3 separate regions of the Homo sapiens genome follow, and all the other regions are linked to region 1. Evidence: chromatin loops called from intact Hi-C (ENCODE). Cell type or tissue: Caco-2. All regions are shown on one strand. Each heading gives the region's core, and the rest is flanking DNA. Links, peaks and the distances in the headings are about the cores only. Region 1 has its middle 63 kb from the start of MIR1538. Region 2 overlaps NFAT5 (nuclear factor of activated T cells 5). Region 3 has its middle 18 kb from the start of TERF2.

Evidence for each region. Peaks named below come from ENCODE experiments on the same cell type or tissue, not always from the same donor. Only the 100,000 strongest peaks of a DNase experiment are listed, where the experiment ranks them.
Region 2: a loop joins it to region 1, with 4 times the contacts of the local background. A loop is called at or near these places in 2 of 110 quality-filtered maps.
Region 3: it touches region 1 in a loop (7-fold over the local background); 2 of 110 quality-filtered maps call a loop at or near these places.

What each region holds. Positions count from the first base shown.
Region 1 is chr16:69,499,024-69,507,468 of GRCh38, forward strand. No RefSeq gene overlaps it. Among named protein-coding and RNA genes, the nearest start is that of MIR1538, 63 kb to the right of the region's middle. In Caco-2, for the core only: no CTCF peak of the experiment used is centred there; DNase peaks (open chromatin) are centred at 2,766 and 3,268.
Region 2 is chr16:69,614,746-69,623,190 of GRCh38, forward strand. All of the region lies in intron 2 of NFAT5 (nuclear factor of activated T cells 5), which reads left to right. Among named protein-coding and RNA genes, the nearest start is that of NFAT5, 53 kb to the left of the region's middle. In Caco-2, for the core only: no CTCF peak of the experiment used is centred there; no DNase peak of the experiment used is centred there.
Region 3 is chr16:69,399,631-69,408,075 of GRCh38, forward strand. No RefSeq gene overlaps it. Among named protein-coding and RNA genes, the nearest start is that of TERF2, 18 kb to the left of the region's middle. In Caco-2, for the core only: no CTCF peak of the experiment used is centred there; DNase peaks (open chromatin) are centred at 4,335 and 4,981; H3K4me3 peaks cover 648 bases.

The DNA.
Region 1 (8,445 bases), core at 1,294-6,293:
CAGTGTTTGGTAAGCACTAAAAAAATGTTGGCCAGGTGTGGTGGCTCACACCTGTAATCCCAGTTCTTTGGGAAGCCGAGGCGGGCAGATCACTTGAGCCCAAGAGTTTGAGACCAGCCTGGGCAACATAGCAACACCTAGTATCTAGAAAAAAAATGCAAAAATTAGCCAGGTGTGGTAGTGCATGTCTGTAGTTCCAGCTACTCGGGAGGCTGGGGTGGGAGGATGGCTTGAGTCTGGGAGGTCAAGGCTCAAGTGAGCTGTGATTGTGCCACTGCATTTCAGCCTGGGTGACAGAGACTCTGTCTTAAAAAAAAAGAAAAAAAAAATGTTTGCTATCAAGAATTTGCTATGGGGCTGGGTGCTCATGCCTGTAATCCCACGCCATGGGGAGGCCAAGGCAGGTGGATCACCTGAGGTCAGGAGTTCAAGACCAGCCTGGCCAACATGGTGAAATCTCCTCTTTACTAAAAATATAAAAATTAGCTGGGTGTGGTGGCACGTGCCTGTTAGTCTCAGCTACTTGGGAGGCTGATCCAGGAGAATCGCTTGAACCCGAGAGACAGAGGTTGCAGTGAGCCAAGATTGCACCATTGCACTGCAGCCTGGGCGACAAGAGCGAAACTCTGTCTCAAAAAAAAAAGAAAGAATTTGCTATGGGCTAGGGCCTGAGATTCATTTGCCTGATTGCTGGGAATCAGGAGGGTGGAGAATATCATCTGTGAATAGTGTCCAGCTGATCTGACCCCTGCACACCTGAGAGCTGGAAGAGAAAGGGCTTTGTCCCCAGGAGGGGGCTGTGTGGGCTGTGGGCTTGCCTGGGGCCATTAGAGTCCAGTAACCACTTTCACGGGAACTAGAAAGGCCTTCTTCTCCCGTTGTGCTCATCTCCTTGGGGGCTCTCTGATTGCTTCTCTTGTCAGGGATCTCCCTGACCTCCTCTTCTTTGAAGCCCCTGGGCCTGGTGCCCTTTCCACTTCCTCTCACTGCTAATTGGAAGGCAGTGGGTTGGCTCCCGCAGGCGATGGTGATACTCAGTTTTGGATGGCATTGAAACTATTTCATAGACTTCATATTTGGTGAATTCTGAAGGCCAAAGGGCCTGTGTGTTGCACTTGGGTGTTCTCTGGGCCTTGACCGGAGGATCTGTTTCTTATGTTCATGGAGCTCTCGGCCGCCTCTTCCACATCTGCTGGACTAGGAATCAGGGTGGGTGCCTTAACCTCTGATGCTGTGGCATCTTGGGGAGGGGTTTTCTAACTCACGCAAGGATATTTGGTTAATTCCGCAGCTCTGAGATGTTCTTGGAAACTTGGGGGTTTTATACCATGGTGTTCTGGCCAGGTTGCTTCTGATCTGGAGGGAAAGGGAGAGGTTTCTGCCTTCTGGCCCAGGGCCCAACTCCACAGAAGGATGTACTCAATCTTAAAGAGCAAGAGGGCGGATGCGGACACGGCCTAGCCTGAGACCTCACGGGGAGCCACTGAGATGTCCCCAGATCAGAGGTAGGGGTGAAACATGTAGAGACTGACTGAGGGGCTGACCCTAGGGTCACAAGGACAGTGCAAAGTTTTGGTAGTGCTGGGCTTCCTAACAGCTGCCAGGAGATGCTGTCAACTCAGACAGTTGTCACCTCCAGCTCCCAAGACACAGCAGCAGCATGGCCATGCGGGTAGCCATCTGACCTCGACCTCTACTTACCATTCCACATTCCATGAACAAATGATGACACCACGGCCTCTCCTGTCCTGTCTTTGACAGAAGAGCCTCAGCAGTTTCCTTTTATTTTTTAACATTTTTTATTTAATTAAATTAAATAGAGAGAGAGTCTCACTATATTGCCCAGGCTGGTCTCAAACTCCTGGCCTCAAGCAATCCTTCTGCCTCTGCCTCCCAAATTGCTGGGATTACAGGTGTGAGCCACTGCACCTGGCCTCCTTTCATTTTTTAAAAACTTTTTATTTTGAAAAATTTCAAATTTACACAAAAGAAACAAACAGAATATTATAAGGAGTTCTTGCATATCTTTCACTCAGATGCATTAATAACGTCCTGTTGCATTTGTTCTCTCTTTTTTTTTTTTGAGATGGAGTTTCACTGTGTCACCTAGGCTGGAGTGTATGGGTGCAATCTTGGCCCACCGCAACCTCTGCCTACTAGGTTCAAGCGATTCTCCTGCCTCAGCCTCCTGAGTAGCTGGGATTACAGGCATGTGCCACCATGCCCAGCTAATTTTTGTATTTTTAGTAGAGACGGGGTTTCACTATGTTGGCCAGGCTGGTCTTGAACTCCTGGCCTCAAGTGATGCACCCACCTCGGCCTCCCAAAGTGCTGGGATTATCTCTTTCTCTTCCTTTCTCCATAAACGTGTGTGTGTGTGTGTGTGTGTGTGTGTGTGTGTGTGTGTTTGTATACTTTTTTTCCTGAACAACTTGAAGGTTAAGTTGTGGACACATTTATACACTAATCTTTGAGTGTGTATTTCCTAAGAACAAATCTGTTTTATTATATGACCAAAATATAATTAGAAAATATAGGAAAGTTAGGCTGGGTGCGGTGGCTCACACCTGTAATCTCAGCACTTTGGGAGGCCGAGGCAGGTGGATCACAAGGTCAAGAGTTTGAGACCAACCTGGCCAACATGGTGAAACCCTGTCTTGCCTAAAAATACAAAAATTAGCCAGGCATGGTAGCGGGCACCTGTAATCCCAGCTACTCAGGAAGCTGAGGCAGGAGAATCACTTGAACCCGGGAGGCGGAGGTTGCAGTGAGCCGAGATTGTACCATTGCATTCCAGCCTCAGCGATAAGGGCAAGACTCCATCTCAAAAAAGAAAAAGAAAATGTAGGAAAGTTAAACTTGATCCTGTTATCTAATACTGAATACTGTTATCTAATCTATAATTGGTATGCCAAATTTCACCAGTTTCCAATCACGTATCTTACAGCTATTTTTTCTCAGTCCAGGCTACAATCAGGATGCGCATTACATGTTGTTGTCAGGTGCTATTACTCTTCTTTCATCTAGAAGTGTTGCTCAATCTTTCTTTGTCTCTCATGTCCTTGGGAGTTTTCTAAATGAAAGTAAATCTGAAAGCATTCTCGTGGCTGTGACTTCTCTAAATGCTAACTCAGGGGGAAAAAAAAGGAAAGAAATACTTTTCAGTTCCTTGCCTTTGAAGCCTCCGGACAGGTGGGTTTGACAACATCTATTTTGGTCATGCCTGGGCAGTTCTGGCTTATCCATCTACACTAGTCTCAAATGATCCTGGGATTTGCTCTTGGGTACACAGTAGATGCTTAATAAGTAACTTGCTGATGTGCCAGGAGAGAAAGTGAATTGGACCACTGGGTGGAATAACTCAAATGACATTCCAGGAAGGTTTTGCTGCTGTAGATAGAGAGACAAAGGGCTGGCTCTTTCAGGCTGTGTCAGCCCAAGGGCAACATGCAGTCTTGGACTTCATTATCTTATTTCTATTACATAGTGCACTAAGGTTCTCTTTCTCCTCAAATTCCCCAGCAGGAGAGATAGGACTTTCCACTGCAGGCTGTTCAATTCACCAAGAAGAGGAAGCAAATCACAGATCCTGACAGATCCTGCTGTCAGGACTTGGCCAATTTTGAGATGTAATTAAAAAAAATTGTTTATTTTTATTAAAAAAAAAAAGAGTTGGAGTCTCTATGTTTCCCAGACTGGTCTTGAACTCCTGGGCTCAAGTGATCCTCCTGCCTCGACCTCCCAAAGAGCTGGGATTACAGGTGCTCAGCAGACATGTAATTTTTGATCTCCAGCCTGGGGTGTATACATCTGGATTATTTCCTCAGGAATAAGAGAACAGAGCCTTGAAATCAACCTGTTTGAAATCAGCCAGCCTCCAGGATGATCCCGGTCTACGGCCATAGCACCTTGAATGCATCTGATCTCATCTTTTTTTGTTTGTTTGTTTTGTTTTGAGACGGAGTCTCACTCTGTCACCCAGGAGTGCAGTGGCACAATCTCGACTCACTGCAGCCTCCCTGCTTCAAGCGATTCTCCTGCCTCAGCCTCCCGAGTAGCTGGACTACAGGTGCCCGCCACCACACCCAGCTAATTTTTTGTATTTTTAGTAGAGATGGGGTTTCACCCTGTTAGCCAGGAGGTCTCGATCTCCTGAACTTGTGATCTGCCTGCCTCGGCCTCCCAAAGTGCTGGGATTACAGGCACTACCCATCACGCCCATCCTGATCACATCTTTTCTTGGAAGCTAAGCAAGGATGGGCCTCGTTAGTACTTGGATGGGACACCAAGATGGTCCCTGCTGATCCTACCACCCCTGGTATCCACCTCTTCCTGTAGTCCCTTTCCTATGAATCAGGGCTGGCATACATGAACAATACAATAGGGTGACAGTGACTGGGTGTGACATCCGATGCTTAGTCATAAAAGATAATGCAGCTTCCACACTCATCTCTTGTCTAGCTTGTTTTGGAGGAAGCCAAGTTCTTTGAGCATACTCAGGTGTCCATGTGGACAGGACCTGAGGCGCCCAGCCAATAGCTGGCACCAACTTGCCAGCTATGTGAGTGAACCACCTTCAGTGTGGATCCTCTAGCTCCAGGCCAAGCCTTCGGATCCTTGCCACACTGACCAGCATCTGACTGCAGCCTCACGAGCAACCTGGAGGGCTCCAAACACCTGACCCTCAGAAACTGTGAGTGATAATAATTATTGTTTTCTGCCAGGCACAGTGGCTCACGCCTGTAATCCAAGCACTTTGGAGGCCAAGGCAGGTGGATCACCTGAGGTCGGGAGTTTGAGACCAGCCTGACCAACATGGAGAAACCCTGTCTCTACAAAAAATACAAAATTAGCCAGGCGTGGTGGCAGGCACCTGTAATCCCAGCTACTCGGGAGGCTGAGGCAGGAGAATCGCTTGAACTCGGAAGGCAGAGATTGCAGTGAGCCGAGATCGCACCACTGTACTCCAGCCTGGGCAACAGGAGTGAAACTCTTGTTATCTTATTATTATATATTATTATTATTATTATTGTTATCTTAAGCCATAAAGTTTTGGGGCAATTTTCTACACAGCAGTAGGTAATTCATATGATTCTCTTGAAAAGTATAAAGAGAGGTCGGGCGCGGTGACTCACGCCAATAATCCCAGCACTTTGGGAGGCTGATGCAGGCAGATTGCTTGAGGTCAGGAGTTGGAGGCCAGCCTGGCCAACATGGTGAAACCCCATCTCTATTAAAAATACAAAAATTAGCCAGGTGTGGTGGTCCATGCCTGTAATCTCAGTTACTCGGGAGGCTGAGACAGGAGAATCACTTGAACCCTGGAGGTGGAGGTTGCAGTGAGCCAAGATCACACCACTGCACTCCAGCCTGGGCGACAAGATTCTGTCTCAAAAAGAAAAAGAAAAAAAAGAAAAGTATAGGGCTGGGCGCGGTGGCTCACGCGTATAATCCCAGCACTTGGGAGGCCGAGGCGGGCGAATAACAAGGTCAGGAGATCGAGGTCATCCTGGCTAACACGGTGAAACCCCCTGTCTACTAAAAATACAAAAAATTAGCCGGGCATGGTGGTGGGCGCCTGTAGTCCCAGCTACTCAGGAGGCTGAGGCCGGAGAATGGCGTGAACCCGGGAGGCGGAGCTTGCAGTGAGCCGAGATCGCGCCACAGCACTCCTGCATGGGCGACAGAGCGAGACTCTGCCTCAAAAAAAAGAAAAGAAAAGAAAAGTATAAAGAGGCACATGACCCAGAAATTTAACTCCTAGGCATATGCCAAAGAGAAATGAAAACATGTCAGCCAGATGTGATGGCTCAAGCCTGTAATCCCAGCACTTTGGGAGGCCGAGGGCAGGCAGATCACTTGAGGTCAGGAGTTCCAGACCAGCCTGACCAACATGGTGAAACCCCATCTCTACTAAAATACAAAAATTAGCTGGGCATGGTGGTGCACACCTGTAATCCCAGCTACTCAGGAGGCTGAGGCAGGAGAATCGCTTGAACCCGGGAGGCAGAGGTTGCATTGAACCAAGATCGCGCCACTGCCCTTCTGCCTGGGTGATAGAGCGAGACTCCGTCTCCAAAAAAAAAAAAGAAAAGTCCACACCAAAACTTGTACCCGAATGTTCATAGCAACATTATTCATAATAGCCAAAAAATGAAAACAACCCAAATGTCCATCAACTGATGAATGAATAAAGGAAATGTGGGGCCAGGCGCATTGACTCATGCCTGTAATCTCAGTACTTTGAGAGACTGAGGCAGGTGGATTGCTTGAGTCCAGGAGACCAGTCTGAGCAACACAGTGAGATCCCATCTCTACAAAAAATACAAAAAGTAGCCAGATGTGGTGATTGGCATGTGCCTGTAGTCCTAGCTACTCGGGAAGCTGAGACAGAAGGATCGCTTGAGCCCAGGAGTTGAGGCTACAGGGAGCTGTGATCACGCCACTGCACTCCAGCCCGGGTAACAGAGCAAGACTCCCAACTGGGGGTGGGCAAAAAAAAAAAAAAAGGCGGCCAGGCACAGTGGCTTATGCCTGTAATCTAAGCATTTTGGGAGGCCGACACGGGTGGATCACAAGGTCAGGAGTTCGAGACCAGCCTGGCCAAGATGGTAAAACCCTTCTCTACTAAAAATACAAAAATTAGCCAGGCATGGTGGTGGGTACCTGTAATCCCAGCTACTTGGGAGGCTGAGGCAGAAGAATCGCTTGAACCTAGGAGGCAGAGGTTGCAATGAGCCAAAATTGTGCCACTGCACTCTAGCCTGGGTGACAGAGCAAGACCCTGTCTCAAAAAAAAAAAAAAAAAAAAAAGAAAAAAAGAAAAGACAAAGACAGGGAGGAGCAAAATAATGAAAGAATAATTCTAACCTACTAGACACTGTACAATGAGAATCATGAATTGTAATCCCAAGATTTTCTTGCCTTTGGGGAAGAAATTAATAGTATTAATAGAATCCAGATTCCTAATTAAGTCCTGGTGAGAATATGATGCTTCTCTCGTCTGAGAATGACAGCCATTGTCAAGAGCAGCCTTGACCCACTGAAGCTGTAGCCCAGGTGTTAAGACCAGATTTTAAAAAATCAACTCAGATTGCTGATGTTTTAGCCCAGGGCATTTGTTGTGAACTCCCTGGAATTACAGATAAAAAATGGTTCCATTTCATTTATACATACCAATATGTGGGGTTCCAAAAAGTTTTGTAATTATTACTTTCAAAATAAAATCTGATCCTACTTATTCCTGTCTCCTCATTCAAAATGTTCTTTAGAAATAATTCTTTAGCTGGGTGCAGTGGCTCACACCTGTAATCCCAGGACTTTGGGAGGATGAGACAGGCGGATCACTTGAGCTCAAGAGTTCAAGACCAGGCTGGGCAACATGGTGAAACCCCGTCTTCACAAAAAATACAAAAATTGGCCGGGTGTGGTGGCTCACACCTGTAATCCCAGCACTTTGGGAGGCTGAGGTGGGTGGATCACCTGAGGTCAGGAGTTTAAGACTGGCCTGGCCAACATGGTGAAACCTCCCTCTCTACTAAAAATATAAAAATTAGCCAGGCGTGGTAGTGTGTGCCTATAGTCCCAGCTAGCTACTCAGGAGGCTGAGGCAGGAGAATCGCTTGAACCTGGGTACAAGCTTGAACCTCAAGCAGAGGTTGCAGAGAGCCGAGATAGCACCACTGTACTCCAGCCTGGGCAACAGAGCAAGACTCCATCTCAAAAAAAAAAAAAGTACAAAAATTAGCCAGGTGTGGTGATGCGTGCCTGTGGTTCCAGCTACTCAAGAGGCTGAGGTGGGAGTATTGCTTGAGCCTGGGAGGTCAAGGCTGCAGTGAGCTGAGCTGTGACTGAGCCACTGTACTCCAGCCTGAGAGAGAGAATGAGCTCATATGTCTAAAAGATAATAATAATAATTTTTTATTGTTCAGAATTAACTTTTATAATTTTAGAGACCAAGGATAATCGAGATAGCCTGTAATTATTTAGCATAAATAAAGGAGAGAGACATGAAGACTTGTTTTTTGTTTTGTTTTCGTTTTAGACACAGGGTCTTGCTCTGTCACCCATGCTGGAGTGCAAAGGGATAATCAGCTCACTGCAGCCCCTAACTCCTGGGCTCAGGTGATCCACCTGCCTCAGCCTCCCGAGTAGCTGGGACTACAAGTGTATGTCATCATGCCCAGCTAATTTTTGTATTTTTTGTAGAGACAAGGTTTCGCTATGTTGCCCAGGCTGTTATTGAGCTCCTGGCCTCAAGCAATCCTACTGCCTCAGGCTCCCAAAGTAATGAGATTCCAGGAGTGAACCCCCATGCCTGGCCTATAAAATGTTTTTTAACCTTTATTTAAGGTAAATTGTCGTCCCATTTTGCACATGAGGAAAGTGAGACCGAATGGATAATTAGTAACTTGTTCAGGTTGATATGGGTAATACACATAACTG
Region 2 (8,445 bases), core at 1,183-6,182, 120 kb after region 1:
CCCAGTAATTTCCTGTATAGCAAAAGGATCCAGTTTAGAATTATATGTCCATTTAGTTGTCATATCTCTTTAGTTTCTTTGAATCTGAAATCATTCCTTGGTGTTTCCTGGACTTTTATGGTTTTCTTTTTCCTTTTTTTTTTTTTTTTGAGACAGAATCTTGCTCTGTTACCCAGGCTGGAGTACAGTGGTACGATCTTGGCTCACTGCAGCCTCCTCCTCCTGGGTTCAAGCAATTCTTGTGCCTCAGCCTCCTGAGCAGCTAGGGCTATAGGCACCCACCACCACTCCCAGCTAAATTTTTTTTTTTTTTTTTGAGATGGAGTCTCACTGTTGCTCAGGCTGGAGTGCAGTGGCGCGACCTCGGCTCACTGCAACCTCCTCCTCCTGGGTTCAAGAGATTCTTCTGCCTCAGCCTCCCAAGTAGCTGGGATTACAGGCACGTGCCACCATGCCTGGCTAATTTTTGTATTTTACTAGAGACGACGTTTTGCCATGTTGGCCAGGCTGCTCTCGAACTTGTGACCTCAGGTGATCTGCCTGCCTTGGCCTTCCAAAGTGCTGGAATTACAGGCATGAGCCACCGCACCCAACCCATGCTGTCTTTTGTGTCCTTTTGATATGCCCCCGTAATTCTTTGAGTACTTTCTTACCTTTAGCAAAACAAGACATTCCAGGTTCATCTTGTATTTTGCCTGTCCCAGCCCTGATACTATTTCTCTGAAAAGCCCTGGTTACTTTTGGGGTGCTGCTTCTCCTAGGACCTTTCAGAGGACAGAAGCTAGGGAATATATGTATATTTATATGTCTGTACACACACACACAGGTATATATACACATTTATACCTATATTTTTCTATCTGTACATATTGACTGATGAGTTCACATCAGTACCTCCCGTTGCAATGCAATACCGTAGGGTTCCTTCTTCTTTTCTCTCTCTGTTTGTAACTCACTGTTTGACAAACTTGATTTCCTTTCATCTTATTGAGAAACTTGATTTCCTTTCATCTTACTATGTTTACTTATTTGATCAATCTCCTGTTGTAACCAATCTCCCATTGCTACTGCCTCCTGCTTTCTGACACATTAATACCCTAATTACCCAACTTGGCCTCTCATAGCTTGCCTCCTACATGGATGCTCTTGACACCTGGGGCTGTCCTCCTGCTCTCCTGTGAATACCCTCCAGTCTACTTGGTTTCTTACTCCCCACTTTGGGCAGCCCTACTAGGTAGATAGCCTCCTATCTTGCTCATCCTGCTAGGATTTTGAATCCTACCTAAAACTGCCCTTTGCTTCTGCTCCCTCAACCCCGATAGATGTCTTCCCTACCCCATTTGAACTCCAACACCCCATGCCAGGCTGCCTATCTACGGAAATGCCCTCTTTAGTCAGTCTTCTACTTTCCCACCGTAGGCAACCCTTCTACACAGATGCCCTCCTTATTCAGCTCAGGCTCCAAGGCCTCACATGCCCTCCTCACCCTGCTTGGATTGTAACTCCCCGTGCTGGGCTCCCCCTCTCTTGCCCAGTGAACACACTATTTATACCTGCCGGGTAACCTCTGATAACCAACCTTAGGCAATCCTTCTATGTGGACATCCTCATTACTACTTAGGTTATGATACCCTCTGTTGGTTGCCCCTTGCATGGATACCCTCCTCACCCTTCTCTGGCTCTGGCATTTTATCCTGGGCTCTCCCTGCTCACTCCACAGAGATCCTTCTCATTCTATTCATGCTTTTACTCCTTGGGCTAGGCTGTCCATCCATATGGAGATTTGCGTTCTGTTTGGGTTCCCACCTCCCACCCTAGGCAGACCCCCTGTGCATCAGCCTTCTTTCTTGCGTGGATGCTGTCCTCATCCCACCTCTTGGGCACTAACATCCCAACCTGAGCCATCCTCCCCTGCACAGATATTCATATATTCTTCACCCTGCTTAGGCTCTGACACCACACACTAGGCTGTCCTATATAGATACTTTCTTCATGTTGCTCAGACTCTGCATCTAGAATATCTCTTGCCCCTCTCATCCACTCATTTATGTCCTCCTCACCCTGCTTAAGCTCTGAAATCCCTTCCCAGGCCTCCCCCTATTCTCTATAGGTATCCTTCCCCCTCCCCTCTAGGCTTCTGATACCCTCCTTTGAGCCCTCTTATTCCTCTTGGACTCCATCTGAGTCCAAAGTTCTTTTTTTTTTTTTTTTTTCTTTGAGATGGAGTCTGGCTCTGTCACCCAGGCTGGAGTAAGTGGCGCGATCTCGGCTCACTGCAAGCTCCGCCTCCCGGGTTCACGCCATTCTCCTGCCTCAGCCTCCCGAGTAGCTGGGACAACAGGCGCCCACCATCACGCCCGGCTAATTTTTCTATTTTTAGTAGAGATGGAGTTTCACCGTGTTAGCCAGGATGGTCTCGATCTCCTGACCTTGTGATCCGCCCGCCTCGGCCTCCCAAAGTGCTGGGATTACAGGCGTGAGCCACCGTGCCCAGCCTCAAAGTTCTTAAAGCTCTATTGAAAAGGTACTCTTGTAAGATATCTAAAAATTATAAATAAACCATAAATGTTTTACTCAGTGGTGTATGGATTCTTGATAACTAGAGAGTTTTGTTCCTTCTAGGATAGACTCAAGAAATTTCTTCAGAAAATAACAAAGAAATTTAAAATATAATCAGAATAGTTAGGTGACTGGTATATTCCATTCTGTCTTTCATGCTAAGAGGTTATTTAGAGAACAATTTTCTTTTCTTTTTTTTTTTTTGAGACAGGGCCTTGCTCTGTCACCCAGGCTGGAACGCAGTGGCACAATCATGGCTCACTGCAGCCTTGACCTCCTGGGCTCAAGCAGTCCTCCTACCTCAGCCTCCCGAGTAGCTGGAACTACAGGCTTGCACCACCTCACCTGGCTAATTTTTGTATTTTTTTGTAAAGACAGGGTCTTGCTGTGTTGCCTAGGCTGGTCTCAAAACTCCTGGGCTAAAGTGATCCTCCCAACTTGGCCTCCCAAATGCCTGGATTACAGGCATGAGCCACTTTGCCTGGCTGAACATAATTTTAAAGTTTTTGAGTGAAAAATAATACCTAGTAGAAAAAAGATATGTTATACTATATTAAATTGTCTGTGGAAGGCCGGGCACGGTGGCTCATGCCTATAATCCCAGCACTTTGGGAGGCCAAGGTGGGCGGATCACCTGAGGTCGGGAGTTCGAGACCACCCTGACCAACACATGGAGAAAACCTGTCTCTACTAAAAATACAAAATTAGCTGGGCGTGGTGGCGAATGCCTGTAATCCCAGCTATTTGGGAGGCTGAGGCAAGAGAATTGCTTGGACCGGGGAGGTGGAGGTTGCGGTGAGCTGAGATCGTGCCATTGCACTCCAGCCTGGGCAACAACAGCGAAACTCCATCTCAAAAAAAAAAAAAAAAACTCTGTAGAACTCAAGTTAGTTTTCTTCTTCCCCAAATTGATATAATTTATACTGCTGTATATTATTTAAAATTACTTTAAAACACTAGATTGTTTTAGGAAAACAGTAATTAAATACAGCCTGGCAGAAGTGCTATGAATAAGTAAATATGTGGCAGCAGACTAGTAAATTGGCTTAAACTTAGAAATTGAGAAAAATTTGTTAAGACAGAGCATTACCTACCAGTTATTCTTGGACTGCATACTCTTTTAGAAACTGAATATCCAGTGGACCTGCAGCCAGTACATTTTTTCCAGTAGAGATGCCAAGTATGATGACTGTCAAGCTTGAAGTGTTTTTAACAAAATGAATGCTGTCTCTCTTCAATGCAGAACGATGTTGGCACATTGTAGATGCCAGGCATTTTGTTTTAGAATATTTAATGTGAAATTATAACCTTGGAATTTACCAGCTGATTGAGATAGTTAATGGAGAGGTGGAAGAGTAAGGCATTTCATTCCCAAACCATTTTCTGAAGGTTTTTTCTAACTCTTTCAGATTCCAAGAGTAGCTTCACATTTAGAGGTTTTTTTTAAAGTAAAATCTAATATTTAAAAAAAGATTAAAATGTTTAGAAATGGATTTTTCAGGATTATAATGTTTGCATTTCATATCAGAGAGCATTCATTGTTTGAGTAACTAATATCTGTTGTGAGCATTAGTTTACTTCTTGTTAGATTTTTAAAGCATTCCCAACACAAAGGAACATTCTTTTTTACCACAGATATTTATTTCTCTTTAGCTGCTTACTTGACAACGAAACAGAAACATCTTATTTACGGAGCTTTTTTCCCCGTTTTTATTATCCACCTCTGTATAGATGCAAGTCCATAGTATTAGTTGTACAACTTTATTTTACTATTTGAAAGTAAATAAGACAGTCTTGAGAAAAGTCATAAAGTAGATGGGCTCTCTCTGACTATTTTGATTTTTACTCTCTGACCCGAAAGCAGTTGAACACCAAATGCCAGCTCTTAGGTCAACAAGGGTGAGGTAGGGAGGTAGGGATGAAAATTCTAAGAAAGAATAAGAACTTAGACTTCTTTTCAAGAGATCAACTTATTTAAGCCTTGTAGCATCTCTGTGAGGCTGTGCTCTATCCGTGTATAGCCCTAATTTTGTTGTATATATTTTATTTGATTATATACTTCAGTAAAAAGAACACCTGTGAACCCATTGTGTAGCTCAGCTTATTTCTACTCCTCCTGTCTCCCATCAAAGGAAGCCGCTGTCCTAAACTTTATCATCTTTCTCTTATCACATGTGTTTTTCTTTTTTTACTATAATACAGATATCACATTCTTTATTGATAAAACCTACCTCATAGGATTGATTGTTTTGAGGTTAAATGAGAAAAATACATATACTGAGCCTGGCCCTGCAAAGTGCTCAAAAAATAGTAGCTGTAATTATGTTATTAATGTTGTTATTTTGCTGAGTGAGTACAGCATGAAAAGCATGTCTTTTCCCAGCTGTTTCCTGTGGCTTATCTCCCTGCACTCTTGAGGTCTTTTCATCTCTTCCTGGAATGACCAGTAACAGTAAAGCAGTAGAGAAGGGGATTTGGGTGATCAGCTCTTTGGACATAGAGTGCCCAACTGAGAAGAAACAAACAAATAAAAAATTAAGTTGCCCTATTAAATTACCAATTTTTTTCTTCTCTCTCACTGTCCTGTGCCTCAGAATAGGATTTCTGCCTACTTTAAATTTGACCCACTGTAGTGAAATTCTTCCACCCTCTTGTAGACAGTGTTGAATAATAAAGGATTGAATTAACCCAGAAATAATCAGTGACATAAATGGATCTATTATAGTTTACAGAATGACTAAACAAGCCAACCAGTCAGTGCATTTTTACATTGTTTTCCTTTCCACCCAACATTGGGAAGCATTAATTTATTTTCAATATCTGAAAATGTTGATTTCATTCTTCTATTTCCTTTTTCCAGTTGCCCTGGGCTCTATGAGAATGCACCAGCATGGGACAGATTCTTGATCTTCTGAACTTGCTTCCCTTTCTGCCTATCTACTTTTCTTATACACATATTAATAATTTATGTTAATGGAGTTATTATATCGCACTTGCCCTAATTCTACTACATGGATACTTAAGCAGTGCACTTACCGTGGCATTTTGGTCAACTAAAATTTTTAATGAAATTTAGGTGAGTTGATTACACATTATCGCACAAATTATTAGCAGCATTAATAGAAAAAATATATCAGAAAATAATCAGGTCAGGCATGGTGGCTCACGCCTGTAATTCTAGCACTTTGGAAGGCCAAGGCAGGAGGCTTGCTTGAGCCCAGGAGTTCAGGACCAGCCTGGCCAACATAGCAAGACCGCGTCTCTACAAAAAAATTGAAAAGGTAACTGAGCATGTCTGAGAAAAAATAAATAAAAAGAAAATAATCACCCTAGTCTTGGCCGACTGAAGAAAGAGTTCCTTAGAACACAAAAGTAAAATCACTTCTAGATTAAAAAAGAGAGAGAGAGAGAAATAGAGTGAGTACATGTAAGTTTATTGCACAAGAGCAGATTTTACCAGCTCTTACATTAATCCTTGTTAAGTTTCATCTCCTTCCTTTGGGCAGATATTCCAGTCTTTCATGATCTGTGATGAATTATGACATAAGATTTAATCCCTTTTAAGCCTATGTCATTTGAAAAGTCATATCTTTGTTCAAGTTGTGATATAACCACCTTCTTCCAGATTGAACCTATACATTTTTTGGGTACTGTTGTTTAGAAGTCATCTATTTTATTAAGTCTATATTTCTTCTTCTTGTTTACAATAACTTATAAAGATTTTTATCACATATTTTACTGAATTTAGGATAACTGCCTGCAGCATTTTCCTGATCCTCTAGTAGAAGAGCCTTAAAAGACAAATTAGTTTGCAGCTTGGCCTTCTTTATATATAGAAGCTATGTGAAGAGAGATGGTTTTGTCCATGAAGTTTATTAGAGCACTGTTAGATACCCTGCTTGTTCTTGTCTAATTCTTTCTTGTGCTTCTTCTATTACTCTCTTCCTTTAAAAAAAAAAAAACAGCTTTATTGATATATAATTTACATACTATAAAGGTTACCCATTTAGAGGGTACAATTCAGTGGTTATTAATGTAAATACAGAGTTGTGTAACCATTGCCATTTTTATCACTCCAAAAAGAAACCTTATCTAATACCCATATCCCTTCTCTCTCACTTTCTCTCACTCTCTTTTCTCTCTCATCTAAGTGATTTTGCTTTTGTTTTCTAAGGAAGTCTTTCCTCAGAAGCTGCCTTTCCATTAGGGATTTCCCATTCTGTTTCTTCGTATCTTGTGTTTATAAACCTGGAATTTCATTATTCTCTTATATTTCTGAACTGATTTAAAAGATAACATAAGAAAAATAGATACTGTGGCATAACATGAAGTAGCCGGCACTTATTTAGGACTGTCATTTTCATAGATTTAAAGTACATATGGGCCAGGTGCAGCTCATGTCTGTAATCCAGGCACTTTGGGAGGCTGAGACAGGAGGATCACTTGAGTCCAAGAGTCTGAGACCAGCCTGGGCAACAGAGGGAGACTCTGTCTCTACAAAAAGTTTTTTTAAAAAAATTAGCCAGTGTACATTTGTGGTCCCAGCCACTCGGGAGGCTGCAGCAGGAGGATCTCTTGAGCTCAGGAGTTGGAGGCTGCAGTGAACTTTGATTGTGTCTGTATACTCCAACCTGGATGACACAGTGAGACCCTGACTCAAATAAAATAAAATAAAATAAAATAAATAAAGTGCATATGCTCTTATTCAGGATTTCTTTCATTGGCTAGTGGAGACTGTAAAAGCATTTAATTTAGATTGAATTTAGGGTTGAATAGCAGTATTAATAGCATAATTTATATTCCTTTAATCTTTCGGTATCCCATGGGAAGCAGATTTAGGAGAAAGGCCAGTGGCTGTGTTCAGATTGTATGGTTATAGTTTAGAGGGAATATCTTTGGGGTACTGGGGTAAAAGAAGAGTTTAAATGATGATTTAAGTCTTAGAGAAGTTATTTAAAGTAGCAGAACCAAACCAGTTATGTCTGAAATAAAATCCTGTGCTGGTAATGACTATATGAACTGTAGCTTCCCTTGGATAGGCATGATAAACTTCTGGCAGGCTGACTTCTTTTATTTCCAAACACTTGAGTCAGTTAATCAGAAAACATCTTTGGTGAAGGAATCCATGCTTCCTATACCTTCCACTTGACCTTGCATTTTACTTGTTTGTTTTGAGGGGCAGACTTTGGAGAGGGGTGGAATATAACAAGTTCTGCATTTAATTTCTTTCCATGTACTTTTTAGTAACATTACTATCATACCTCTAGTGGAGAGGTATGATACCTCAACTTTATACCCTTCTTTGGGAAAGTTAGAGTGTTTCAGTCCACAAAGTTTTGCTTTGATTTGATTAATTTATTTTAATAATTGGAGAAATGGAGATAAAATCCTGATTAGTAACATGCTATTAGTGATTGGGCTATTACTAGGATAAATTTTTTTCCATCACATAAATCATAAATGCATTTGGGTAGATCTTTTTCTCTTTTTATCGAATCTGTTTCTTTCAAATTTCCTTTTTGTTTGGGAAAAAAAAAAAAAAGAAAAAAATAGACTCGAGGCTGGGTGTGGTGGCTCACGCCTGTAATCCCAGCACTTTGGGAGGCCGAGGTGGGTGGATCACCTGAGGCTGGGAGTTCAAGACCAGCCTGACCAACATGGAGAAACCCCGTCTCTATTAAGAATACAAAATTAGCCAGGCATAGTGGTGTATGCCTATAATCTCAGCAACTTGGGAGGCTGAGGCAGGAGAATCACTTGGACCTGTGAGGCGGAGGTTGTGGTGAGCCAAGATTGCACCATTGCACTCCAGCCTGGGCAACAAGAGAGAAACTACATCTCAAAGAAAAAAAATGGACTTGAGTGTGTTTCTCTCTTATGTCTAAG
Region 3 (8,445 bases), core at 1,945-6,944, 99 kb before region 1:
CTGCTTAGCAATTCTTTTCTTTTCTTTTTTGAGTCAGGGTCTCATTCTGTCACCCAGGCTGGAGTGCAGTGGTGCAATCGTAGCTCACTGCAGCCTCAAACTAGTGGCTTCAAACGCTCTTCCTGCTTTGGCCCCCCAAAGTGCTAGGTTTACAAGCATGAGCCACTGTGCCCAACCACAGTGTAATTTTGAAAGTCATTCCTGGATATTTATCCTAGTGTCTATTTCTTCAACTTCCCTAATGAGTCCATGAGCTATCCATACCCCTTAATAAATCCTTTTATGTTTAAATTAGCAAGAGTGAAATCTGTTTTCTGCAACAAAGAAAACTAACCAATACATACATTCAATAAATGTTAGCTCTTACTATTATTTAAAATACTTCATCAAAGGTTTAGTAATAATGGAAGTAATTACATTTCAGGAAAGGAAATTTTAAATTGGCTACTAGATAGGACTATATAAAATAACTTCTGGAGTAGTACTGTCCCACAGAACTTGCTTTTTCTTTTTCTTTTTGAGACAGTCTCACTCTGTCACCCAAGCTGGAGTGCAGTGGTGCCATCATAGCTCAATGCAGACTTGAACTCCTGGGCTCAAGTGATCTTCCTGCCTCAATCTTCCAAATGGCCTCCCAAAGTTCTGGGGTTACAGACGTGAGCTACTGAGCCTGACTTGAATTCACAATATCGGCTCACTGCAACCTCCACCACCCAGGTTCAAGCGATTCTCCAGCCTCAGCCTCCTGAGTAGCTGGGATTACAGGTGCCTGCCAACACGCTCGGCTGATTTTTGTATTTTTAGTAGTGACAGGGTTTCACCATGTTGGCCAGGCTGGTCTTGAACTCCTGACCTCAGGTGATCCACCTGTCTCAGCCTCCCAAAGTGTTGGGGTTACAGGCGTAAGCCACTGCGCCTGGCCAGAACTTTCTTTAATGATGGACATGTTCTGTATTCGCACTCAATATGGTAGCCACTGATTATATGTGGCTTTTGAGCACTTAAAATGTGGCTTCTATAACTGAGGAACTGAATTTTTAATTTGATTTAACTTTAACACACTTAAGTTTAAAATTAAATAGCCACTTGTGGCTAGTGGCTACTGTGTTAGATAGCACAGTCTTGAGTATCCCAGCCCTACCTTTCACAAGGGTGTTTTACAGCTCTCTCTCTCTCTCCCTGGCCAAGGAAACATCTTCAGTCAGTTCTTCCACAAGCCCCAGTCTCAGGGCCACACCATAATAATCTACAGAGGTGCAAAATGCCCACGATGATGACAATTTTTAAACGGTAAATTTAGAGTTTCATTGTACCTAAACCTCATTCTAAGATTGCATATTGACTTTTTATTTGCACGACCGAATGTTTATTGACTATAAGGTACTTGTATGTGTGTATAATGAGAACTGTACAAGAATGTTTACTGAAAAACCAAACACCGCATGTTCTCACTCATAGGTGGGAATTGAACAATGAGAACACGTGGACACAGGAAGGGGAACATTACACACCAGGACCTGTTGTGGGGTGGGGGGAGGGGGATAGCATTAGGAGATATACCTAATGTTAAATGACGACTTAATGGGTGCAGCACACCAACATGGCACATGTATACATATGTAACAAACCTGCACGTTGTGCACATGTACCCTAAAACTTAAAGTATAATTAAAAAAAAGTTTACTGAAGCATTGTCTATAGTAGACAAAGGTTGGAATTAATCTAAATGCCTATCAAAAGAGAAATAGCCAAGCACAATGGAATATTGTATAAAAGTTAAAAAGGGCCGGGCACAGTGGCTCACACCTATAACCTCACCACTTTGGGAGGCCAAGGCAGGCAGATTGCTTGAGCCCAGGAGTTTGAGACCAGTTTGAGGAACATGACAAAACCCTGTCTCTGCAAAAAATACAAAAATTAGCAGGGCATGGTGGCATGTGACTGTGGTACCAGCTGCTTGGGAGGCTGAGGCAGGAGGGTCACTTGTGCCCTGGAGGTGGAGGTTGCAGTGAGCCAACACCATGCCACTGCACTCCAGCCTGAGTGACAGAGGGAGACCCTGTCTCAAAAAAAAAAAAAAAAAAAAAAGAATGACTATCTATAATAATCGTATAAAGTGTTCAATATTATATTATTGAGTGAAAAGAATCAAACTGCAGAATAATATATAGAATATAATTTGTTTTCTTAAAAACATGCATGTAAAAATACTACATGTTTATTTTCTATGAGTACATTTATATGTATGCAAAAGTATACTGAAAAGTCAGTGAGGATAGCCTCAAAACTCCTAGAAGTGATTTTTTTAGAGGAAGGGAGAAAGGAACTGGCGTTGTGGGGAGTGATTAAAGAGAACCAAAACTTTGTCTGCAATGCTCTAATTTTTTTCAAAAGGGAAGAATGTATTACCATATATTCACTAGTAATTAAATGCTAATAAAAATACAAAAAAAATAATGGTAGACTTTTAAAGGGGTAGCTTACTGTGAAATAAGATGAATAATTATAAATTTGTTATTCAAAGCCAAATTTTTTTTTTTTTTTTTTGCCTGACTAGTGGTCAAAAGGAGTCAGTAATCAGAGCCATCATCCAACAACTCTAGGAACCTTCTGGAACACAGACATTCACAAAAAGAGTGCAGATTTCAGTGAAACTCCTCTTCCACGTGTCACTTTTTCATGTTATATACATAAACCCACATAATGGACCATAAAAGTTTCATAGACCTTCCTTGTCACACAACCAAGCAAATGTACAACTCAAAGGAAACCAGGAAAAGACACAAGAGGTGTCCAAGTTCAGCTTCAGGAGGTCTCTTTTCTATGCTCTTCCACTCCCCCCCTTCCTCCCACACAGATGTTCCCTATAAATGAGCTTGGCTCTATGCAGCTCATATCAGAATGGGATTGTCCAAAACAGTTTGAAGAGAGGAACTCACACTTCCTGAAATGATTATCTCTTGACATAAATTCAAATTTAGGAAGGAACCGTCTAAGCCTTTTATAAATACCCATGATGCCCATATGTGACTCAAGACTGATTTTGTTTCCTCCTGTCCTCTTGGTACCTCTTTTATCTTACTATAGTGATGCTATGGCTTCGGTTCATGACTACAGTGAGTGACAGCTGGGATCTGGCCCTTTCCTCCTGCCCCAATTCATAAATGGTGGGCGTTTCTCATATCTCGAGGGCCCAGGTGCTTGGAAATACTGCCAAATATTCCTTTCAACTTAAAAAAAATGTAATTATACTGGATTAGGTTATGCATTCACATAATTTAAAAATTCTGAGGATACAAAGAGTATAAAGTGAAATTTGTTTCCCCATCTATGTTGTCCAGTTGCCCAGTTCCCTTCCCCAGTTCTACCAGTTCCTAGAATACCTTCCCCTAGATAGATATTTTGTACATGTTTAAAATAACATGTTTTAAATATTTTTAGTAGAGACAGGGTTTCATCATGTTGGCCAGGCTTGTCTTTACAGGCCCAGCATGGTGGCTCACGCCTATAATGCTAGCACTTTGGGAGGCAGAGGCGGGTAGATTGCCTGAGCTCAGGAGTTCAAGACCAGCCTGGCCAATGTAGTGAAACTCCGTCTCTACTAAAATACAAAAAATTACCCAGGTGTGGTGGCGCATGCCTGTAGTCCCAGCTACTTGGGAGGCTGAAGCATGAGAATCTCTTGAACCCGGGAGGTGGAAAGTGCAGTGAGTTGAGATCGTGCCAGTGCACTCCAGCTTGGATGACAGGATGAGACTCTGTCTCCAAAAAAATTTTAAAAATAAAATAACACATTTATATTTTCTCCCCTCCTTTTATTTTTTTATTTTACATTAGCAATAGAACACTATATGGGCCAGGTGCAGTGGCTCATGCCTGTGGGCCGAGGTGGGTGGATCACCTGATGTCAGGAGTTCAAGACCAGCCTGGCCAACATAGTGAAACCTCGTCTCTATTAAAAATACAAAAATTAGCTGAGCGTGATGGTGGGCGCCTGTAATCACAGCTACTCGGGAGGCTGAGGCAGGAGAATCGATTGAACCCGGGAGGCAGAGGTTGCAGTGAGCTGAGATGGCGCCATTGCACTCCAGCCTGGGCGAAAAAGCGAAACTCCATCTCTATCTCAAAAAAAAAAAAAAAAAAAAAAGAAAAGAAAAAAAAGAAAGAAAGAAAAAGAAATTAGAGAAGTATCTGGGATTTAGAAAGTTCAGAAAACTTGGAGAAGGGCCTTTGGCCCATGCGGTGGTTACTGAGATGCTCATTGTTTACGTGCAGTTGACTTCAAGATAGAAGGTTCAACCTCAGTGTCAAGCTCAACCTCCAGGACCCTCTTGGAGACTTCCAAGACCTAGGATGGCTGGGCATTCAGTGCTTTGGGAGCTGCCATCCTTCACCTGCTAGGGTTCTGTGTGGGATCGGGGTGGGGGTCTCTGTTACTCAGGAAACTGCCCTCCCTTCCTCCCAATTAGATTTGCACTTTATTACTTTTTTTCTTTAGCTTTTTTCGAGATGGACTTATACTTAAAAAAACCTGCTCTTAGATAATGGGTGGCAGGGGGGTAGAGGGGATTTGAGAAGACCTGGAAAATTCCCAGGTCTCCACTAAATAAGAAAACTGGAGAGTAAGGGGACTGGAGAGGAACGGAGAAAGAAATGTATTTTCTTTTCTTCTTGTAATCAGAACTGTAGCTTGCAATATTTTTTTCCCAAGCTTCTAAGAGAGTTTTGCAAACAATTGGAGTAATTAAAAGTTCTCAGAAGTAGCCGATGGTGCCCTTTTCACCGAGGGAATGTGGGCCAAGCATGATATATTAAAAGAGAGGGAGCTGCTCTATTGAAGTTAAAAATAATCTGTCACATGGCTAATTTGTTGGAATGCAGCAATAAAGGGCTGTGGGCAGAGGGAGAGCTGGAAGCAGCTGGGAAGTTTGCAGGCAGAGTGCACGCCCTGGGGACTGTGTTTGTAGGGAGAGAAAACAGTGTTACAGCTGCCTTAGGGCACCTTATCAGAAAACCCACAAAATGGGCAGGAAGAAGGAAGAGTAGGTTTGAGTCCAGAGCATGACCTTTGGGCTTATCAGACAGTGAAGGGATGGGTCAGAACTTGTCACCTGTGTTCACGGGATGCTGATTCACTCAGCAAGGATGAAGTCTTTTCAGATCCCCCTGCATTTGAATCCGTTTCAAAGGAATACATAATTCAAAGGAAGCTTTTGATCCGAAATCCATGGGAAAACCAATCTATAGGGTCTTGAGCGAAAAAAGTTCAAGCCAGGAATACAAATCCTAGTTTGGGGGATTGGGGATATTATAATTTTTGAAATGTTAGAGTTGAAAGAGAGAAAACAAATTATTTAGTATAATCCCTGAATTTTCCCTTCCTTCCTTCCTTCCTTCTTTCTTTCTGTCTTCTTCTTTTTTTTTTTTTTTTTTGAGACAGAGTCTTGCTCTGTTGCCTGGGCTGGAGTGCAGTGGCTCGATCTTGGCTCACTGCAACCTCTGCCTCCCGGGTTCAAGTGATTCTCCTGCCTCAGCCTCCTGAGTAGCTGGGACTACAGGCATGCACCACTGCGCCCACCTAATTTTTGTATTTTTAGTAGAGATGGGGTTTCACCATGTTGGTTAGCCAGGATGGTCTCGATCTCTTGACCCTGTGATCTGCCTGCCTCGGCCTCCCAAGTGCTGGGATTACAGGTGTGAGCCACCACGCCCGGCCTACTCCCTGAATTTTCTACATGAGGCAACAGGCTCAAAGAGGTTGATTTGCTCAAGGTCACTCAACCAGCAAGTAACAGAGCTAGATTCAAACCCAGGTCTTTAGCTAGAAAGGAAGGGCATAGTGGTTAGCAAATATAGGGTTCAGAATGCCCTGATGTCAAATCCTGGCTCTACCAGCAGGACCCTTGGGCAAGTTTCTAACTCCTCTCAGTGTTAGTTTCATCATCTGTAAGATGGGAATAACAATAGTACCCACTAGAATTGCTACAATGTATGTAAAGTGCTAAGTATGACATCCAGCCTAGAGGAAAGGCTTAATCAAACACTAGATGTTATCATGCCACAGCTTTTTCATCACCCTGCATCAAATTTCTAGAGCTTTCCGCAGATTAACTTGTCCAAACATCCTCTTTGGTTTGGGTGGGATTCTCTTTCTCCCTTTCCCACCTCCAACTCTCACCCATTATATATAAAGAAAAAGAGGGTGGCCGAACTTTAACCTCTCTATCCTCTGGTAGACACTTTCGCTAGCATTTCCTACATTGTAACACACCCATGAGACTTGTTTTCTCTTAAGCTACATGCCCTCCGGCCTGTATTTTCAGTATGGTTTCCAAGTTGCTGACAGGCAGAAACGGTGCCAACATGAAGAAGCAAGTATTGCTGCCCCAAATGCAGCAGCAAGATGTGTTTGAATGTTTTAGAATAGATGATCATTTTTCAAATTCATAATGGGCACCGCTCACAGAGGGGGCTCTTAACATACAAGGCAGGTCTGGGCTCATAGTTAGCACTTCTGGAAAGTGGAGGCCGAGTTCTGTGTGTGCACATACCAAAGAACAGGAGCCTACCTCCAGCAGCTTGGGCAAAAGCAAAGGTGAATTTAGTGGCTCAAGTAACCAGAAGACCAGATTTCATTGATGACTAGATTCAAGTGTTCACTAATTAGACACATTTCTGCTTTGTTGGGCTCCATTCTTCAGACTGATTCTTTCTACTTGGCAGAAAAAAAAACATCTACAGAGAGTCTAACCTTTACTTTTTCTCCAGGTTAGTTTTTTTTTTTTTTTTTGAGACAAAGTTTTTGCTCTTGTTGCCCAGGCTGGAGTGCAATGGTGTGATCTCGGCTCACGGCAACCTCCACCTCCCGGGTTCAAGTGATTCTCCTGTCTCAGCCTCCTGAGTAGCTGGGATTACAGGCATGCGCCACCACGCCCAGCTAATTTTATATTTTTAGTAGAGATGGGGTTTCTCCACTTTGGTCAGGCTGGTCTCGAACTCCCGAACTCAGGTGATCCACCTGCCTCGGCCTCCCAAAGTGCTGGGATTACAGGCTTGAGCCACTGTGCCCAGCCCTGTTTTTTTTTTTGTTTTTTTTTTTTTGAGATGAAGCCTCTCTTGATTGCCCAGGCTGGAGTGCAGTGGCATGATCTCTGCTCACTGTAACCTCCGCCTCCCGGGTACAACCAATTTTCCTGCCTCAGCCTCCCGAGTTAGGGCTACAGGTGTGTGCCACCACACCCGGCTAACTTTGTATTTTTAGTAGAGATGAGGTTTCACCATGTTGGCCAGGCTGGTCTCAAACTCCTGGTCTCGTGATCTGCCCGCCTGGGACTCCCAAAGTGCTGGGATTACAGGCATGAGCCACCCTGCCCAAACTGGTCAGTATTCTTAAGGAAAGTATGTCACGCCTCCCTGAGTTGTCTTTCCCTGATTGGCTGCTTTAAATCACATGCCTATTCCTGAAACAATAGGGCTAGGAGAACAGGCTTCTCTGATTGGACAGAGTGGATCACATGCCCAACCCTTGTCACCAAGGGAAGGCGGAGCATACTGATTGGCAGCACCACTACTTCACACAGAATGGAAGAGGAACAGTTCCTAAAAGAAAAATTGGAGCTACAGAAACCAGAAGACAGGGAAAGGGATACAAAAGTCCATGACAAGACCTACGTGCATTTTCCTTGGATGGTGGTTCATAGCTTGCTTCACATCCTCAAAGTTATTGTATAATCCAAGAAATAGTAAGACTTTTGGGGCCAGGCACGGTGGCTCATGCCTGTAATCCCAGCACTTTGGGAGGCCGAGGCGGGTGGATCATTTGAGGTCAGGAGTTCGCGACCAGCCTGGCCAACATGGTGAAACCCTGGCTCTTCTAAAAATACAAAAATTAGCCGAGCATGGTGGCGGGCGCCTGTGATCCCAGCTACTCGGAAGGTTGAGGCAGGAGAATTGCTTGAACATGGGAGGCGGAGGTTACAGTAAGCTGAGACTGCACCACTGCACTGCACTCCAGCCTGGGTGACAAAGCAAGGCTGTTTTCTTAAAAAAAAAAAAAAAAAAAAAAAAAGAATTTTTGGAGAAGAAAATGCTTCCTCCTACTCCAGATATTTCCTTTGGTGTGAAGGGCCATCAACTACTATAACGCTCCAGCCTCCTCTTCAGCCCTTACTCCTGCACATAGGGAAAGGAGAGCATTAGCATATTCCCAGCCCCAGGAGAAACTGGGCATGAGTTGCCGTGTCTTCCTCTTCCTGGTATCTGAGGATCAAGAAGGGAGCACAAATTCTCTCCCTCCACATGGGAGGGTGCTCCGGTCCACCGCTGCTTGTGACTGATGGGACAGTCTGTCTTATTAGGATACAAGGACACACTCAGCCACATTCTACAGCCTATAGCCTTCATCAGAAGATAATCCATCTTCTGACTTTTTTCCCCCCTCAATTG